Linked DNA regions of Mus musculus: regions 2, 3 and 4 are each linked to region 1. The links are chromatin loops, found by intact Hi-C in ENCODE. Cell type or tissue: gastrocnemius. All regions are shown on one strand. Each heading gives the region's core, and the rest is flanking DNA. Links, peaks and the distances in the headings are about the cores only. Region 1 has its middle 30 kb from the start of Mir6380. Region 2 holds the start of Ddit4l (DNA-damage-inducible transcript 4-like). Region 3 has its middle 19 kb from the start of Ddit4l. Region 4 overlaps 1700030L20Rik (RIKEN cDNA 1700030L20 gene).

What was found. A loop is a pair of places that touch in the nucleus more often than their neighbours do. Peaks named below come from ENCODE experiments on the same cell type or tissue, not always from the same donor. Only the 100,000 strongest peaks of a DNase experiment are listed, where the experiment ranks them.
Region 2: a loop joins it to region 1, with 4 times the contacts of the local background. A loop is called at or near these places in 5 of 42 quality-filtered maps.
Region 3: a loop joins it to region 1, with 3 times the contacts of the local background. A loop is called at or near these places in 2 of 42 quality-filtered maps.
Region 4: it touches region 1 in a loop (6-fold over the local background); 2 of 42 quality-filtered maps call a loop at or near these places.

What each region holds. Positions count from the first base shown.
Region 1 is chr3:137,751,040-137,755,846 of GRCm38, forward strand. No RefSeq gene overlaps it. Among named protein-coding and RNA genes, the nearest start is that of Mir6380, 30 kb to the right of the region's middle. In gastrocnemius, for the core only: CTCF peaks have their summits at 1,478 and 2,070 (motif pointing left); DNase peaks (open chromatin) are centred at 1,494 and 2,032; H3K4me3 peaks cover 1,100 bases; H3K27ac peaks cover 1,345 bases.
Region 2 is chr3:137,621,601-137,626,407 of GRCm38, forward strand. Ddit4l (DNA-damage-inducible transcript 4-like) reads left to right here and starts at 2,072. Exons shown (of 3, transcript NM_030143.4): 1 at 2,072-2,283; 2 at 2,532-2,673; 3 at 4,366-4,807. The coding sequence starts at 2,583. In gastrocnemius, for the core only: no CTCF peak of the experiment used is centred there; a DNase peak (open chromatin) is centred at 3,614; H3K4me3 peaks cover 2,500 bases; H3K27ac peaks cover 2,500 bases.
Region 3 is chr3:137,640,069-137,644,875 of GRCm38, forward strand. No RefSeq gene overlaps it. Among named protein-coding and RNA genes, the nearest start is that of Ddit4l, 19 kb to the left of the region's middle. In gastrocnemius, for the core only: no CTCF peak of the experiment used is centred there; no DNase peak of the experiment used is centred there; H3K4me3 peaks cover 275 bases; H3K27ac peaks cover 2,310 bases.
Region 4 is chr3:136,439,796-136,444,602 of GRCm38, forward strand. 1700030L20Rik (RIKEN cDNA 1700030L20 gene) reads right to left here. Exons shown (of 5, transcript NR_040592.1): 3 at 3,868-4,001. Among named protein-coding and RNA genes, the nearest start is that of 1700030L20Rik, 7.2 kb to the right of the region's middle. In gastrocnemius, for the core only: a CTCF peak has its summit at 2,539 (motif pointing right); a DNase peak (open chromatin) is centred at 2,458.

The sequences.
Region 1 (4,807 bases), core at 1,080-3,579:
GAATCTAGAAGAGGCATTAAGTCACCTGAAACCAGAATTACTGGCAATGTGAGCTGCCAGTATGGTGGCAGGAAGCAAAGTCTGACCGTCTGCAAGAGCAGTAAGTGCTCTTAACTGCTGTGCCCTCTCTCATCCCCGACACACACACACACACACACACACACACACCCAGGCTCCAATTTCTCCTTTGTGTTCAATCAGATCCCAGCCTATGGGAGAGCTGGACATACTCAGGGTAGTCCTTCCCATCTCACTTAAACATTTCTGGAAACACCCTCACAGACACACCCAAGGGTGTGATTCTAAACCCAGTCAAGTTGACAAAGAAGCTGAACCATCACCACTGTGAAGATTTCACTCACAGGCAAGTGACTAAAAACTACAGAGCATGGGATTTGACCACCGGTCCTTCTGGTTCTAACTCGGTCCTCACTGGGCTCGGCTCGCTGCACTGCGCCTCACTTTCTAGTTTGACTTTGAGGACTCTGACCAAATGGACTATTCATAGTTTTACATGAAGCTTTTCAAGAATGAAACAAAAATCCCTGAAGGTGAAGCAGCTCCTGTCAAAACAGCAAAAGAAAGCCTGAAGGAAAAAAAAACATGTATTAATGCCCCATAGGACATTAATGGCTCTCTGTCCGACTTCGGAGTCATGGCACCTTCATGAGGTGCTTTGGTCTGTGAAGTGCCTACAGTTTGATTTCTTGGTTTATGCTTTTAGTGCACGGACTTCATTTACTTATCTGGGATGTGGGCTTAAGCTGAAGAAGTCTGGGATGCAGGCAGTGGGCCCATCGCCGTTCTGAAAGCATCATTGAATTCTGACTCACCATTTATAGACACTGCCCTGGGCACTGTGTCACTCCCCTCACACCCCATGTCCCGGGTCACTATACCCCTTTTTGGTGCCTGCAATGTGATGACGAGCCATGTCATCAGATAAACTGCTCTCTTCTCTTCATTTACTTGATGTAAATACAGCCGGTGGATGTCACACCAATCAAACAACGCCCGCCCTTCGGCTAGCCAGTGCTTTTCTGCTACTTTGTTGTAAGCACATTGGACCCTCTGAGTCAGGCAAGATACATTGTAGACAACTGCTGGTTAACTCACATCTGAGTGGTTAAATTTAGACTTTATTCTACTGTCCTGAAAAGGGCTAGTTCCCCTTGGAATGTGGGTTTTGTTCCATTCTTGCCAAGTTTCCTGTAAAACTTTTTTTTTTGTTTTGGTTTTGATTTGTTGTTGTTGATGATGGGATGTTTTTGTTTGTTTGTTTGTTTGGGGGGTGTGTTTTTTGTTTTGGTTGGTTGGTTTTGGTTTTTCGAGACAGGGTTTTTCCTTATAGCCCTGGCTGTCCTGGAACTCACTCTGTAGACCAGGCTGACCTAGAACTCAGAAATTGGCCTGCCTCTGCCTCCCAAGAGAGAGGCAAGCCGCACAGGTAGCAGATCCCAGACTGTGGTTCTGGGACTGGCCAATGGAGGGCTCCACGGGCCAATTGCAAGCTGTCTGACTGAAGGCTCTGATCTCTCTCAATGTCTCTGCTAAACTGAGCATTTTTAACAACTTCGTACAGTCGCTGTGAAGCATACAGCGCATATTAGTATTTCACATGTGTTCCTTTCCTTCTCTTCTACCCCAGCCCCAACCCCCAAAATTAACGTTGCCAATTAAATTTGCCAAATAAGGCAAAGGCTACTGAGGTCGATTGCAGCTGCAAGATTAAGTCTCTCTGTCCCACCCAAGTGCTTAAGAAGTGTCCGGCACAATCCAAACTCCAAAGGATGTTAAATGCTGTTCCCCTGCCACCCACTCTAGCCGCCAGGGCCCCAATGCACATTAAAATAAGATTAGGGCAATGATTTAAGCTGAAAATTGGGCTGCCAGAGAAAGCACCGGCCTCACTCCTGGGGGATTAACTATACCTATGGGTACAGAGGCAGGCGCCTCCGGCTAGCTGACGTCAGCGCCCCCGGGTTGTTTTTGCCCCCCGCAGTGTGGGAAGGAATGGGAGTGGGGAGGATGCCGGAGTGCAGTGCCTCGCCAGCGCTAACATAGCCCACTGGCGCCCTCTCGTGGTACTCAGTCGAGTTGTTTCCTTTAAGAAAACAAAGCCAGGAGCCTCCGAATAGATAACTAATGGGACTTCCATACTTGTCCTCCTTCTCTTCCCAGGGTATGGAGAGTTTCCCAGCACGGTCACGGTCACAGAAAGCTGCTGATGAGAGAGTACTGGTACTGCTTTGTGGCAGACCTGAACAAACATCCAGTTTAGGAAGTGATAAGGACTTCAATATTTGGAGAGAGTTCTGGAATGTTCTTAGCAGTCTTCACAAAGAAAGCAGACTGCAGCAGAGGAGAGAGATTTAGACTGCCCTCCGTGAGCCAGCTTCTCATGGCGACAGCCTGGCTGACACTGCAAATGAGGCCCTGTGTTAGATCCACTCCACAGACTTAAGACAAGGCGTGGACCAGAGTCTCCAACAGCCTTGCTCAACAACAAAACAACAAACAGGAGGCAGTTACAGCTCCCGCCTTTCTACTTCCTGTGTCTATTTCACGAATCATGCCGAAAATAAGCAGTTAAGCTCTATCGTGCTGAGGAATAAATAATAAATGATTCTGACTCGACAGCAGGCAGATCTGGAGAGGAGAAATATTTTGTACACGCTGCCTTACTTCAGCAGGTGAGAGGAAGAAGACGCGTTCTGCAGACCTCCACCTGCCAATGAAGCACTGTGGTTCACAGGAGACAACATTCACTCACATCCCAACACAACCAGAAACATACACACACGTGTACACACACACATACATAGACACACAGTCATACACATCACACACACAGACACACACAGACACACACAAACATATACACACACATACACACATGCATAAACACACAGTTACACATACACACACAAACATATACACACACATACAAACATGCATAAACACACAGTTACACACATACACACAAACATATACACACACATACACACATGCATAAACACACAGTTACACATACACACACACCAGAAATGTAACTTGGTAATGTTTGATTAAGGAAACAGGAAGCCATTAGCTATCTCTGAACTCTGAGCTCCTGTTACAAACCACCACATCAACAAACTGAACGAGTATTTATTTGTTCACTTATTTATTTTGAAACATATTGGTTCCCTGAAGCCCAGTCTGGCCTTGAACTCCTGGTTGTCCTGCATCTGCCTTCTGAGTTCTGTGCATTCATACCTAAGCCACCACACATAACAGGTGTATATGTTTTGTCACAGAAAGCAGGGAGTTCAGTCCATCATCAACAGCCCCATCCTTCAACCAGTTATAGGCAGCCTCCTGCACTGGTTTGCCTTCTGTTGATATGATAAAACATCAAGCAAAAAAAACAAGTGGGGAAGGAAAGTTTTACCTTACCACTTATAGCTCACCATGAAGGAAACTCAGGGTAGAAACTAAGGACGACCCACGAAGACAAAGGGAGCAGAAGAGCAATCGGGGCCTGGATGGCTGTGAACTTCTGGGACTTAGCTTCAGAGAGATAGCTCATCGTATTGCTACAGGGGTGAATTATATAAGAGTTCTGAGGGTTGCCTACAGGAAGAGCTGATTGGTCACAAAACAGCACCGAATTATCATCTGGACAAGAAGAAGAGCCAAGACTCGTGTACTGAATCACAAATCACCTGCAGGAGACTCTCGGCAAGGTCGTCTCAGAATAAGACATCTGAGCTGAGAGATGCTCTCCCATTAAGGCTGGGCAGAAAAGAGGAAATCCCACTGAGAAAGGGTGTCCTCCATGTGCTGACCTTGGAGAGCTCTCTGGACATGATGGACTGAGACCTTAATAAAAGGGTCCTCCAGCAATAGTCCAACACCTCAGTTTCATGTTTCTAATCTCCCAAGACTAAAGGAGATGATTACTGGAGGGGGATAGTAGGGAGGGTGGTATTTGCTTGCTTTGAGACAGGGACTCACTCTGTAACCCTGGATGGCCTGAAACTTGCTATGGTAGACCAAGCTGGCCTTGAGTTATTGAAGATCTGCCTGCCTACTTCTGCCTCCTGAGTGTGGGGATTGAAAGTGTGCAGTATTCCTGTTGCTTTTAAGACACTCACTCTGTGGCTAACTTTAAAGGCAATCCTAGGAAATTCATCAAAAGACGTGCAACACAAAACATGTCACAAGTGGCCATATGTGAAACACAGCAGAAGATGATAATTTTGGATGCAGCCATGAGGAAAGATGTCTTTGAGCATGTGACATTGTAGCCGGTGGTATCTGGAAACATCCAGGAAATGGTAGGAGGAAGGTCAGCGGAAATAAGACCTAGAATCAACCAGAAAAGCATTATTTTGGGACTACGGCTCTTTTGACTTTAGGATCCTTAGAGTTATCTCAAAGTGTGTTCCTTGGGCTCTCACACGGTCCAACCACACAAATCCACACATCAGCCATGACTAGAGAAGGATGGCTGAAGGGGACTCTTGGTCCCTGATACCTCTACAAATCAGAGCAGGGTCTGCCTCCCAGATGTCCATGCAGTGTCTTCCCAGCAGCACCCACGTAAGAAGTTTGCACAGCTGAAAGAAAACTAGGAAGCCATTGCCCAGAGCTTAGGAAATCAAAGACGAGTGATAGCTGGCCTTTTCTTCCTGATTGAAAAGCCCTGTGGGTTTAGCTAGGTTAGTTCTAAACTTCTGAGACCCCAAGGACACCAGCTGCGTTCACTTCTCCACAAGTAACAGGGGAAAGAAGAAGAAACAGAAAGTGAAGAACAGCAGCT
Region 2 (4,807 bases), core at 2,308-4,807, 130 kb before region 1:
AACAATTGTTGGGAATTGGGCTGCCGACTGTAAGTCATCAATAAATTCCTTTACTATCCATAAGTTCTGTGACTCTAGAGAACCCTGACTAATACAGTAGTCTTGGTTTTTCTTGATTCTGTTTGAATCCTTAAAATATTTCATTTTCTTAAGTCATCTACTTAGATGCAAAGATAGAAGTTGGTGAGAGCATGTGGCTTGAAATCATGTTAGGTGACCTTTAAGAAAGACAATCTCTGTCGGTTACTGCAGGTATATGCTCTACACCTCCTGATTCCTCCTGCCCTAAGCTTCCTGATAGCATCACTCGTTCAGTCAAAAAGAATGCTCTTATTTGAAATTTTTGCATATGGGTAAATTGCCTTCTGAGATAAAAGCCCAGAGAGTGATATAAAATTGTAGCTAGGTGAGCCAAAAGTAAATACCACATTCTAGAACTTTCTATAACTTTGTCCCGGTGGAAGTATGAATTATGCCTAAATACCCGAGTGGAAATGCTGCATTTTCTCTATTCTACCCACGTCCATTCTGATCACTTACTATCATAACACTAATAACATTCCTTGAAGCAGGGAGGACGCAGCTGTCATTAACAAGGCTGACTAGATAAGGACCAGCGGCTCTGTAGCAGCTAAAGGACCCATTCTAACCGGCTTAAATGGGATTGCTTGTTTTCCACTTTTGTTATTAAAATAGAAGTGGAAATCTGCTTTCCCCAGCCTATCAGCATCCCGTGCCTGAGCCTGCCTGACCTTGAGCAGTGCAGCTGCTTCGGGAGAGTTAAAAATGGACCTTCAAGCTGGCTTTAGTTTCTGTTGCTCTGCCTGCAAGTGTCCTCCCACTGATCTGTTTATCACACTCTCTTTACCACTTTTGTTGTTGTTTTTCCTTCTGAGAGTTTTTTTAGCCTGGACAGCGGATCCTACTTCTCAAGGCCCTAACCTGCAGGTCCTTCCTTGCACGTGGGGACCCAAAGTGTGCGGGAGTGGTGCTGGAACCTGGCCTTGAATGAGGTTCACCCTCACCCCAAGTATCTCGGTCTCTTCCTTTTCTGATCCACCTCAACCATCTCAGCAACCTCAGCAACCTCGCTGGGAACGCCCACCCATTGCAAACCCTGTGCCACTGGCGCAGGGCAGCAGGAAGGGTGGCTTAGTAAAGTTAGAAGAAAACGTTTGGCATCGTGCTTTTAGTGGTGTCCCAGACCCTCTGTTCCCTCTTGCTCAAGACTCCCCGGAAAGAGTCGCAGAGCTTATCCTAGCAGGACAACTCTTTATTCTCATGCCCCACAAGCTTTTTAAAGACCACTAAAGCTTAAACTTCTTCCCAAACAAGCCCACCGGGAACTTTTGCTTCTGGGAATGGCAATTGCTCCTAACTATCCTGCGGCTGGAGCAGGCAACTGAGATCCTGTTAGTGGTTTTGTTTAGTTTCTTGGCACTGGCCCTCTTCAATTCAAGTTCTGTGCCTTTCGAAGCCAGGTCTTAGAACAGGGCCAGGCTCGCCCTGGCCGCGGAGAAAAACGGTTTAGTCACAGATGTAGTATCCCCAAAGATGCCCCATTGATTCCTGAGTGCAGCTGAAGCTAGAGAGCCCTTACCACATCCCGACCACCTGCGGGGAGACTGGGTGCGGACTGGAGCTGATGGGTTAGAGTCAGAACATGGGCATAAAGGATGCTCACAGAGCACAGTGTCAACTAAGCCAAATACTTATTCAGAATGACACAGCAAAGTTTTGGGTCATGCCTAACAGGACCTGGAGCTTCTAGCTGCTTGAAAAGTTCCATAGCCAAAACCTGAGCAGTCTGAGCCTGGAAGCAGGCAAGCTGTGGGCAGGGGCTCACGCCAAAGAATCTAGGTTAGTGGCCGAAGGGAGATGCTCTTTAGGAGGGTGACCAGTGGCCAACTCAGGGTGACCAGTGGCCAACTCAGGAAGCAGCAGGTGTCCGCCCAAGGCGAGGCTGATCACCAACTCCCAGGGGCTTGCCTGGGCCCCTGCCTGGGAAGGAACTGAAAGGTGACCTGACCCTGCAGGGGCGGGCCGGGGCACGGGCCCGAGCGAGTGGCGCAGGTGGGCGTGCCGGCCAGGAGGAGAGGCGGGACCTATAAAGCGCTCTCCATTCGGGAGGCGGAGCGGCCGGGTGCAGCCTGTGCTGGTGGGCGCGGTGGCCCGCAGCCTTCGGCTTGCTGCAGGACTGTGCAGGGGACCACTGTCCAAGCTTCGGACTACTGAGGGGCGCCTGCCTCGGTTTACCCTTCAGCGTCTGGTGAAATCCGGCAGGTGAGCGACCCGAGGAGGCGGGATAGGGCAGGGTCGCTTCCCAGTTGTGCTGACTTTCCAGCTACTTCCAGCCTGTTGGCTTTAGTTGGCGCCTCCGCTCCTAGGGCTTTGTCAACTTGAGTTGCTAAGGCTGGTCCCTCCCTTTGGAAGGGCAGTGCCCGGGCTAGTTCGCCCTGGCGATGCCGGGACTCTGAGGAGCCTGTGCACTTCTTGCGTGCTTTTGCAAACTTCTCACTTTTTCCTCCCAGCGCCTAGGGAAAGATCCGTTCTGCTCCGCGAGGGAAACAGAGCCGTTGACCATGGTTGCAACGGGCAGTTTGAGCAGTAAGAACCCGGCCAGCATTTCAGAGTTGTTGGACGGTGGCTATCACCCTGGGAGTCTGCTAAGTGGTGAGTCTCTGGGCTGTCCACCTCTTTCCTATCCGAAGGTTGCGGGGCCCCTCTCTAGTGTAAGCGTCCCTGCCTGAGTGCGCGAGACTTCATCTCCTCCTAGAGACACAGAGGACTATGAAACCCATCTGAGATCTCTTTCTAAACTTCCTTTGCATTGTCTGCCCACCAAAAACAAACGTAAGGGGAATAATGCGTTGTTCCAGTCTGCTAAGAGGCTCTTGGGGATGAAGTTCCCTATCTCATGGTTGGAACATTAAGTGTACAGGCTGGGTGTGTTTAAAGACATGCGCTTACTTGTGTAGCTAGCACCACCACGTCCGTCCCCCCTCCCCCCCCCCCCCCAAATTCTCCCTTTTCTGTTTGCCACCTAATCCTTCTCTTTCCCGTCTCCAGAAGACCATCCTTCGGCATTTTGTTACCACGTTAGTTTTGCTTTTAGAATGTTAAATAATAAGTGTATATGCTCTTCTCAGTTCGGTTTGCTTTCCCACCGTGTGATGTTGTAGAGTTATACACTTACCTCATCAGTGAGTTCCTTTTCGTTGCTAAGTAAGATTCTATTATGAAATGCACCCACTGTGCATTAATGTCAGAAGAAAACTTGAACAGCCCTGGTTCTACAGGAATCATCATTTGCAACTTGAAACGTCAATTTCTAATCTGACAGACTATTCAACTATGGAAGAGTGGTGTGAGCATATATTAAGTGGCTTAAGCTCTTTAGATTTTCTTCATCTATAAGATAATATTATAATTCTAAATTTGTCTGTCTTCAATGTGGATAAAAATACAGATATGATTTGGAATCTATTTGTTGGAATTTAAAAAATAAAACAAAAAACAAAAAACAAGCAGTGCCCTCTAAGTGAGCTAATGACATAGAAAACCAGGAGAGGAGAGGAAGGCTCGTGGCCGCAGTGTGGCATGGCACCCGGCCAAGTAGTAGGATTAATTTGGAAGGTAGGTGACCAAATGCAGAGCTATCTTTTTTCCTCTGAGTAAACCTAACTTTGTTTTCCTGGGACTGTTTTGTTTTGCTCAGCTAAGAAAAACTGACCCAGCCCGGTTATAAATAAACTCAGGAACCTCAAAAGTCCTCTCTCCTCTGCGAGCAAACTTGAATCAAACAGGTCAAAGCCAACACTGGACCTCCAGGCCATCCTAGTAAGGACTTCTAACGAAAACTAAGGCTGGTAGATCATTAGCATTGGGACAGGCTCACTTTACAGCGTTTGAAACCATTCTGCACGCCAACGGTCCCTTTGTTAAGCAATAGTGATGATTTTTATTCCAGATGTTCTGCATGGACTTGTGAAAAAAAACTAAAATAAACTTGGAAAACCCTACAGAGAGAGCAAGGGGGAAAGGAGATCACTAGTAATCTTGGATGACCTTGGACAGATTTTTGCCACATAATCCTCAAGACTACGGGGAGAGAAGAAATTGTAAAAGAGGGTTGTTTTAACCTATTCATTATGTTTATCAGAGTCTTTAGGGCATAGATGAGCTTTCAGTCCTGAAAGGTTAGAAGGCCTGTTCTATTACCTACATGGTTAACAGCAAAATTGAGATGAGAGAAAGCAGTATTAAAAGCAGGTAGATATGAAGCTAGAAGTGGCCAGTCTTACTATGCCAGTAAGACCTCGTACACCTTGCTTCTCTGTTCACTAAAACTTTCATTTCTTTCAGATTTCGACTACTGGGATTATGTTGTCCCTGAGCCCAACCTCAACGAGGTGGTATTTGAAGAGACAACATGCCAGAATTTGGTTAAAATGTTGGAGAACTGTCTGTCCAGATCAAAGCAAACCAAACTTGGTTGCTCTAAGGTCTTGGTCCCTGAGAAACTGACCCAGAGAATTGCTCAAGATGTCCTGCGGCTCTCGTCCACGGAGCCCTGCGGCCTTCGGGGTTGTGTTATGCACGTGAACTTGGAGATTGAAAATGTATGTAAAAAGCTGGATAGGATCGTGTGTGATGCTAGCGTGGTGCCGACCTTTGAGCTCACGCTTGTGTTTAAGCAGGAGAGCTGCCCGTGGACCAGCCTCAAGGACTTCTTCTTTAGCAGAGGTCGCTTCTCCTCAGGCCTTAAGCGAACTCTGATTCTCAGCTCAGGATTTCGACTTGTGAA
Region 3 (4,807 bases), core at 1,297-3,796, 110 kb before region 1:
CCAACTCAAGCAAAGGCTTAAAATAGAGAAAGGACCAAGTACAGATCCCAAATTCTAAGGTCAAGGAAGACCACGCCAGCATCTGGAGTTCAGTGTGGATGAATGCAGGAGGAAAGCAAGTCTGGTAAGCAGACAGATGTTCATGACAACGGAATGAACAGTGCAAACCTTTGCCTGCATCTTTGTAGACTGGGGTGGAGCTGTGTGACGAACATAGCATAAATCCAGCTGATTGAAAGCTTGCTATAGCTAGCATCCCAAGGGCGCTTCAAAGGTCAGCGTGTGAAACATACAGTCCCCAGACGGATGCCATCAGGAGGTAGTGAAATCTGGAAAAGGTAGAGCCTAGTGAAAGGTTTTTAGGTTACTGGATGAATGTCACCAAGGAGATTATGGACCCAAATTCTTCCTCATCCCCTCTTCGAACTCACAGCTTTAACATGATCAGCTTTGTTCCGCCTTGAACTTCTGAAATGAGATGCTGCTTTGCCCGAACACCTAAAGCCACGGAGTCAGTTGGCCCTGGATGCACCCTCCAAAACTGAGAGCCAAAATTATGCAAATTTTCTGACAATGCGGGCTATTTGTTACAGTCCCAGAAAACTAAGAGAGCCGGACATACCGCAGAGAGTGGGTGAGGAAACCAACCAAAGTAGGTGCTATCCACAGTTACTCCTGACCTGTAAAGAGCTCAAAACTGGGTGTTAGGCCAGGGAACCAGGCCAAGCAATGAAAACTCACGTGCTTGAAACCAGAGCCCGGGTTCCTAGCCTGGTCTATCACTAAATAGCCATGTGGTCTTACATCTGTTGTCTTCAATCTCATTGTTTCAAAGAGCAAGGCTGGCAAGCAGGGGACTGTGGGAAGGTGGTGCTCTAGGGACATAGCTCAACAGTTAAGAACATACTACACTCATAGAAGGAAGACTAGAGTTTGGTTTCTACCACCCATATTGGTAGCTCACAACCACCTGTAACTCCAGTTCCAGGGGATCTAGTACCCTCATCTGGCCTTTCTGGGTATCCAGTCATATATGGTAGATACTAATACAGAAACACACATATACATATGCATGAATAAAAGCGAAAATACATTTTTAGAAATTGGGCTAGCATCAAGGTCGTAGTATTATATGACCACAGAATGTCTTACAGACACAAAGGTCCTGTGCGGGCACACCATACACACTTAGTCATCTGCTCTTCATTTTTAAGCATAGCCTTGCCTTTCTGGTGGACACTAGTCCCACACTGAAAGGAAATTAGCCAAAGAGGATGTGCTTTAATGCGCACGAGGTCACCAGGAGGCTAAAGCCTCTCAAGTGTCCCGAATGCCAGGTGTGGATTCAGCAGACTATTTTCGGCTCCCACTCACCAAATACCTTGGCAGCTTTACACAGGTTCACAGGTTCAAGGACTTGGCAGGAAGGGCTCCACAGGTGGCAGATCTTTAAAGCTCTCCAAAAGGCAGGCCAGAGAGTGAAGTTCTCCTAGGATGGCCTGGCCATGTTGGTTGGGTTTAGGCCAGATTTTAGACTCCAAAACTAAAGCAAGTGTTAGGTCTAGGGGCTACTGCGCATTCACTAACCCGCTTTCAGAGTTGCTGAACGAATGGCTGTTTGCATTTTGATGGGATTCATGGAGTCCAAATCTAGATTAAAGGAACTATGAGAACTAGACACAAATATATGAAACGTGTGTTCATGTTGTAAAGATTGCATTCACTTAATCTAACCCTAAAAGTCCAAAGAATTTGAGCTGCTAAAAGCCAAATTGTAAATGCAGGGATCGGTAATAATAATGAAACTATTGAATAAGTTTAAACCAAAGGGTTTCAGACTACTGTCCATGGGTCACATTTCATACTTATACAATTTTTGTTTATTATTTCTCACTAATAGATGGAAAGACCATACCTTTCTAATCTGTGCAGTTGTACACAGTGGCCCAGCAACTTGCACAACCAAATTCAAATATCTGTCTTTTCTTGAGAAACCTAATGGTGTCAAATAAAGCCTACTGTCCCTTGCAGCAATAGCATACCCATGATGAATGCAAGCCCCTCCTGTGAACAGAGAAAGGGCTGCATTCTAGTCCCCTGATTTCATTGCCTTATGGTCTCCTATGCAGAAGGCAACTGAATACCTCCGAGGATTTCCTTAACGCATACAAAGAGAAGACTCCATCCTCAGGATTCTCCACTTGGCCAATCCTGCCTCTCAGAGTCGTTCAGTGATCTCCATTTTCTTTGCCTGGGCTATTTCTGAGGCTGTGAAAACGCATGTATTCTTTTCAATAAGAATCTGTCACCGTTCCTGCTTTAAACATATGTCCAATTTGGCAGCTCCGGTCAGCAGCTGTAATAATTCTCTCTCTCTCGAATTTCAAAGAAAGTTTAAGGGTAAGAACCGGAAATGCAGGTGCTCCCACAGAAAGTCCTGCTGCTGCTGGGTGTGTGCTGCAGGGGAAATCGTGACAACAGCTAAGTTTAAGTAACTTGCATATCATTATTTAAATTGTGACCAGAGCTATGTGTAAGTAACTCACACATCTTTACTTTGGTGCATGCTCCAAAGAAATATGTCAAATTTTGTGTGTTATTCTTCCTCTTTTTTGGAGACCTCACTGATTTGTTCTCTTGAGAATGTAGAAAGATCCTAAAAGGAACAGTTTCATTCATATGTTAAGGCAGGTTGTATTATCATCACAAATGAAGTAAGAAAATCAGTCCGGACTGCATCCCTGAGATACATCCAAACATAACCTAGGCAACCTTTGGCTTAGGTAAAGAAAATAAGGCTATTTTTTCAAATGCTAACACTGTTGACAAGAAGTTGGATGCAGCCCGTGGGAGGCTCTGTTTCTAAATATAATGTAAATCAATCCGCTGGTCATCAGAGGCCATGATGTCCCACTGTCCTCCTAACTCAAGACACAAGAAAACCCTTAGGGATGGTCGCAGTGGAAATGTAATACTGGCTTTTGTACCTGTGTCAGCTAAATAGTAATGCTCATTTCTGTACTCAGCTCAAATAATATGTAATAAATCCTAACTTCATGTAAAAGAAAGATCACTGATGTCTTTAAAAAGAAAATCACAACTTTAATGTATTTTACATCCAGATAAACTTAACATTTGAAAGGAAACCTGTTTCCTTGTTTATATTATTTTGAGTTTCTATTTAGATTATTCCAAATTTGAACTCCACTGAAGCTTTTAAGAGAAATAATTAGGTTTTGAGAAATTTACAGCATTTCCATATTTTACGAAGCAATACAGTATTTAAAGATCTTGAAATATCTTTTCCTGAAACTGACCCTGGGGTGCTCAATGCCAACTGATGCATCTACAACCCAATCCCCTACACCTAAGGCTCAGGGAACATAGCAAAAAAAGGGGGGGGGGGGCAGAAGGCTTGTAAAAGGAACAGAATGTCTGCTGGGAAATAGTATTTTCTATACATGAAATGGAAGCTTCAGAAACAACACCTAAACAAGGCCTGCACAGGGTCAACACCAGTTGACATGTCAGTGCTGATGAGTCTCACGAGGCCTCACCCCTAGATGAAGGGCTGCAGATAATTAATGACTGCTAAAAAATGGGGTGGGGGGCAGGGAAGGCAGTACTCTCCAGAGCCCTGAGGCCTGACAAGGTATTCAACCTCAAACAGCTAGACCTAAAAATACGGACATGCTGGAAATACTAAGTGTACTGAGCAGGCTTTGTTTATATGAACATTTGCGTGTATGTGTATGTGTGTATATGTGTTTATGTAACAATGACAGAAGTCATTAATCTGAGATGGAGTGAGAGGACACAGGAGAAGTCAGAGTGAGAAGCAGTGGTGGAAATTAGGTAAATAAAATACTCATATATGAAACTGCCAAAAAAATAATTTTTTTAATTTTGTTATTATATTTATGTAAAGAAAACTTAGTATACATTTAATCCAGTTTAGTGGCAAGTTCTTTAACCTTTGCCATTTTAGTTTGGCAGTGTGTGCCACAGACTTGGGACCCAGGACGCTGCCTCCCCAGTGGCGGCAGATCTCATCATATCTGCCATTATATTTGGTCCTAATAGCTTCCAGCAGCTTAGCCAGAGCACTCTTGTCTTCCAAGTTAACCTGTGTGAAGGCAACAGTAGTGCATGTCTTCCTGTGGACCAGGCACCCCAGGCTGGCCTTTCCCTTGATGATGCAATAGGGCACCCCCATCTTTTGACACAGGGCAGACAGGAAAACCACCAGCTCAGTTGGGTCTATATCATGGGCAGTCACCACCAGCTGAGCCTTCTTGTTCTCCATCAAGGTGGTGACTGTATTGACTCCTGCTCAGAGGACAGGCGGTCTCTTAGTTGGGACTTCCCCTTTGCCAGCAGCTTTCTTCTCAGCATGGACCAGTAGCCTTTGCTTATTCTCTTGCTCTGTCTCTGGACTGTACTTGTGGGCAAGCTTAAGCAGCTGAGTAACTGTTTGCCTGTCCAAGACCTGAGTTAATGGCAGAAGGTACTTTGAGCCAGTTATAGAGGGTGGCTCTTTGCCACTGCAGCCTGATGTAGCGGGGCCATTTGACAAAGCATGTGAGATCTCTTTTGGGCTGGATGTCTTGCCCAATGCCAGAGTTCTTGAGCCTTTTCTCAAAGGATTGACCACCTTTTTGGCCTCCTATTTCTTGACTCTGGTGGACGCTGGAGCCACCTTCTTCGCCTTGGCTTTCTTTCTTTGGGCATCTTGCCAGGCTAGAGGAGAGAGCTAAATTAAATTTAAAAGAGAGGATAAGAAGACTAAAATCTTCATAATGAAACT
Region 4 (4,807 bases), core at 1,530-4,029, 1.3 Mb before region 1:
AATTTTCTGATTTCTTTTCTATCTAATGCATTGATTATGGACTGTCCTTGGCCTATGTGTGTTTCCAGATATCAACTGATTTTTCCCCCTAAATTTTTAGGTCCCATTTTGTATCTGTCATTCCCTGCTTGATTCATCATGGTCCTAACAAGTCCTAACAAATAGAAGTGGTGGTTTCCTGAAAATTGCCTCAGATGTTTTTAAAAGATACAGAGATTCTTTAGAGCTTGCAAAGGTTTAAACAGTGGCCATTTCTTTCCCTGGGTAGTGAGTCATAATTAGTCAACAGTTTTCAAAGTAGAAATCTTTTTCTCTGTCTCCTAAGTAACCTGCATGATCTAAGACCTCATTGTTGCCTATAAAGAAATGTCAAGTCAGGGCACCAAAGGGCAACATGAACTTAGCATTTTTTTATTTGGATAGAAATCCCCATGGTCTTGAAAACAGTGAACTTAAGGACACCGAATTTGGTCAGAACAAGAACCGACGCAATTAAATTGAGCAGGAAAATAACAAGGCAGGGCACAAGCATGAGGTGTCAAAGGGCAGGATGACTTCCAAGAGCTAACAGGACCTTTGAAACTAGGGGTCATGAAGCAACAACATCTCTGTTTCTAACTTGCTGCTGCTACCTCTACTCAACATGGGTTTGGGGAACTGCTGTGGTCAGTGCTGACCCGCAGCTGGTGTGAGGCTTTTACTACTGAAACTCAGAACCTCACCGTGCTTTCTTACTGCAGTCTCTGTGAGGAGATCGATTCTGTTCACTCCATACACAAAGTTGTGTGCCAGAAGCACATCTGAACCCGAGATGCCTCAAAGCCACTGAATCTGGATGACTAAAATCAAGCTACAAAATAAAATGTTTAGGGTATCTCTCTGTCTCTGTCTCTGTCTCTGTCTCTGTCTCTCTCTCTCTCTCTCATGTGTGCGGTGTGTGTGAGAGAGAGAGAGAGAGAGAGACAGAGACAGAGACAGAGACAGAGACAGAGACCCTAAACATTTTATTTTGTAGCAGAGAAAGAGAGAACGCCTCTGTGTGTGTGTGTCCATGGAGGCTAGAAGGGTGGTAGGAGGGGAAGAAGCCAAGCCACAAGGGGTTTGCATACCATGGGGTTAGGTCTCAGGCACACAGCATGCTCAGAAATCCCAGTGGAGATCTTGGGGGAGATCTCTGAGCTTTTCAAGTCTTTCTCCACCAGCCCAGATTCATTAACACAGCATTTCTCCCTCAACATAATGCAAGTCATCTGGTTCAGAGTTGTCTGGTTTTGGAGAGCAACCCCTGCTAGGGAGTTTATCTGTAGTTGAAGGGACTTGAGACTGTCTGTATTGGAAGCCATTGCCTGGTCAAGCTTGTCTTGGCAGTCTCCAGTAAGCTGGTTGTGTCTGGATGAAGGCAGCTGTCGTGGCTTCAAGAGATCCAGGAAAGATGGTGGGTGCTATTCCTTCCAGCAAAGGAAGGAACATCTCTTGTCTCCATCTTGCCTAGAGCAGCATCTGCCTTCCTTTCCTCATAGAGATAAACAGGTGGTATAGTCACCACAGGAATGCAAAATTCTGGCAGGTGAATGTCTGCCCAGGGGGTTATTTTATTTTCCTTATACCAGAAGAAGAGAGAGGATAATGCACACATTAAGCCTATAACAGTTTGGTTGGCAGCACATCAAGTGGTCTGTTGGTATAAGCCTAGGAAAAAGGCACAGGGTAGTTGTTAGAGTAATCTTAATCCCGGGTTGGCATTCTTGAAAGGGGAATCAGGTGACTTCCACCTGTGCTGCAGTAAGGAAAGCAGAAAGGGATGGAGGTGACTTATCTCATCTGCTTGAGGTAGCTGAGAGAGGAAAAGGCACAATACTTAGGTATCTGGAATAGACAGTAACAGCTTGCCTGTGAAAAATAAACTGTCTGAAGTAGGTGACCTTATTTTTATTAATTGAATATTAAATAATATTTGTTAATGTAGTCCTTTTGACCTGTGGGATGTAGATCCAAGGTGATTCTCTGAAGCGTAAAAGAATTTTTAAGTTTACAAAAGTAGATAAACTTTAGATATGTCAGTATTACCACTGTTTGCAATCTATATACAATTTTGGGTTAAAACCATGAATATTCTTTTAGGTATTCCTATTATTAGAGAAGAATAAGCATTTAAACAAAACTTAGACAAAGAATCACAAAAATTTTAAGTTTGGGGTGGGCTGTATTGTCCTAGCCATGCCATCTCAAATCTTAGCAGTGAACCCCTGCCTGTCATTCCTGAAATTTGGGTCTTACAACTCTATGATGGCTAGCACGTGTAGTCAGCCCTGAGGATTCAACTTGGCAGTGTGCATCTGGTGAGGCCAACAGTCTGGCTGGTCTGATGGGTCCCTGGGATCCTTTTCATTTAGATGCCAAGACTCGGGGAAGAGCCTGCTCTGCTTCTGCTGTCAGTGGTGCAGGTGCCCACCAGGCAGGCAGGTCCCTCTTCCCTACATGTGCACATGTGCATACTGGATGTGCCTTGCCCACTGGCCATGCACCAAAATAGCCCAGCAGGTGGCAGCAGGAGGGGTGCAACTCTGTCTCTTTGACCCCTGAAAAGTAGAAAGGGAGAGGGAGACAGGCATAAGCACTTGGTAGCATCCCACTGTCCAGGAGGGAGTAGGGCGGGGGTTGGGACTCCTTAGCCAGAGGGTACAGCAACTCTTGTCTCAAGTCCAAAGCCCCAAAGGCATCAGTGTGTTTGGCTAAAGCATCTTGAAGTCTGAGGTGTAGGGAGAAATCTGTTTAAAATGGTAGTTTGATTTTGTGAGGATCCAGCCCTGGTGTGGTGATCATCAACTGGAAATGTCCAGGAATCCTAAACAGAAAGGGAAGGCAGAGCTCGTTCAGGGACCGAGGGGTGCCCTATCTGCTCTCCCCTGGTTGGAGGAGGCCAGTGGGTTATGAGGCTCTTCCTCTATTTTCTTGGTAAGTTCTTAGAAAGTGTAGCTATGTGGGTCAGAGGAAAGAGAAGCAGGGAGCTCTCTCTTCACCTTGGCAGAGGGAGGAGGGATAGGAGAAGTCATGAGTTGGCTTGGTGATGCCCTTATGTTTGTAAGGACACCCTGAGGTGCAGAGGCAAGAGGAAACTGGTGGGGGAGGCCACAACCTGTTGTGGTGGTAAGTCCACTTTCATAATGGAGTCCTGCCAAGTGCAGGAGCAGGGAAAGATGGGAGCCCATATGACATTTTGAAGATTTTACTAGGACCTGTATTTTTTTTAATCTGAGGGGGTGTTGGCTGAGCAAGTATCTCTGTAGTAGGACATTAAGCTCTTTGAGTATGTGCCCGTTAATGGTGTACGTGGATAAGGATTTAAATTAGGCCCATATCTGTCACATCCACAGAAGTCAACATGGACCAGAGATCTCAAAGTAAAACCCTACACACTGAACCTGCCAGAAGAAACATGGCAGTATCCTCCCAGACACACGGACTGAGAAGGGCTTTGTAAAATGTACCCCCTTTGCTTAGCAATTGAAGTTAAAAATTGACAAATGAACCTCATAATTGAAGAGCATGTGTGAGCAAAGAAACAATGGCGTAAACAGGAAGCCCATGGAGTAAAAGAAAGTCCCTGCCAAACGTGTGTCTGATAAAGGATTCATATTCAGAAAATACAAAGAACTCAAGAAACAAAGAATCAAAACCAAACCTAAAACCCCAGGCCACTTAGGGAATAGGCTGTGGATCTGAAGTGTCACAAAAGAAGATATGAAGATGACTAGCTTTAAATTTATTTGCTCTTGCAAAATAAACTTCTGTATTAGTCAGGGTTCTCTAGAGTCACAGAACTTATGGACAGTCTCTATATAGTAAAGGAATTTATTGATGACTTACAGTCGGCAGCCCAATTCCCAACAATGGTTCAGTCGCAGCTGTGAATGGAAGTCCAAGGATCTAGCAGTTACTCAGTCTCACGCAGCAAGCAGGCGAAGGAGCAAGAGCAAGAGCTCTTTAAATTTATTTGATATCTGAGAAAACAGGGAGGCAGAGATTAAAACTCCTATAGTCTTTCAACTTGTGCCAGTCAGAATAGCCAAGATCAACAAAACAAGCACCAACAAATGCTGAGAAGAAAACAAGATGCTCATTCACTCTTGGTGGGATTGCACACTGGTGCAGCTACTATGGAAACCACTACGGAGGATTCTTTAAAAATCAGGAATAGATCTATCATCTGGACAGCTGCTGTCTAAGATGAGGTCTCTTGTAGCCCAGGCTGGCCTTGAACATTCTATACAGCCAAGAATAACCTTATTCTTCTAAATATCCTGACTCTACTTCCCAACTTCTAGGATCATAGCCCTATAATATCATATGTGGTTTTATGGTAGTACCCAGATATTAAACCCAGGGGCTCATGCACAGGAGGCAAGCACCTGCCAACTGAACTACATCCCAAGACCAGCAGATAGATCAGACATATTTTAATAGAAGAAATTATTTTGCTGGCTGTACATTGCAGATGGTACCCATGAATATTTACTCAATAAATGCACACTATATCAACTGTGTGTGTGTGTGTGTGTTTGTGTGTGTGTGTGTGTGTGTGTGTGTGTGTGTTTAGCTTGGGTAGGGAACTTATGCTAAAGGGTAATCAGAATGTCTTTACTGTTGTTTGGCTGATCATGACGTAGGACTGGAACAATTTCTACTTTATTCCTTCTTGACAAAGACTGGAAGTGTCTTTTCTTCTGTCTGATACTTTTTCTGAATTCTCCTCTCCTGAATCCCCAGTCAGTCTTTATCGGTCTAACCTTTCCATGTCTGTAGTTTT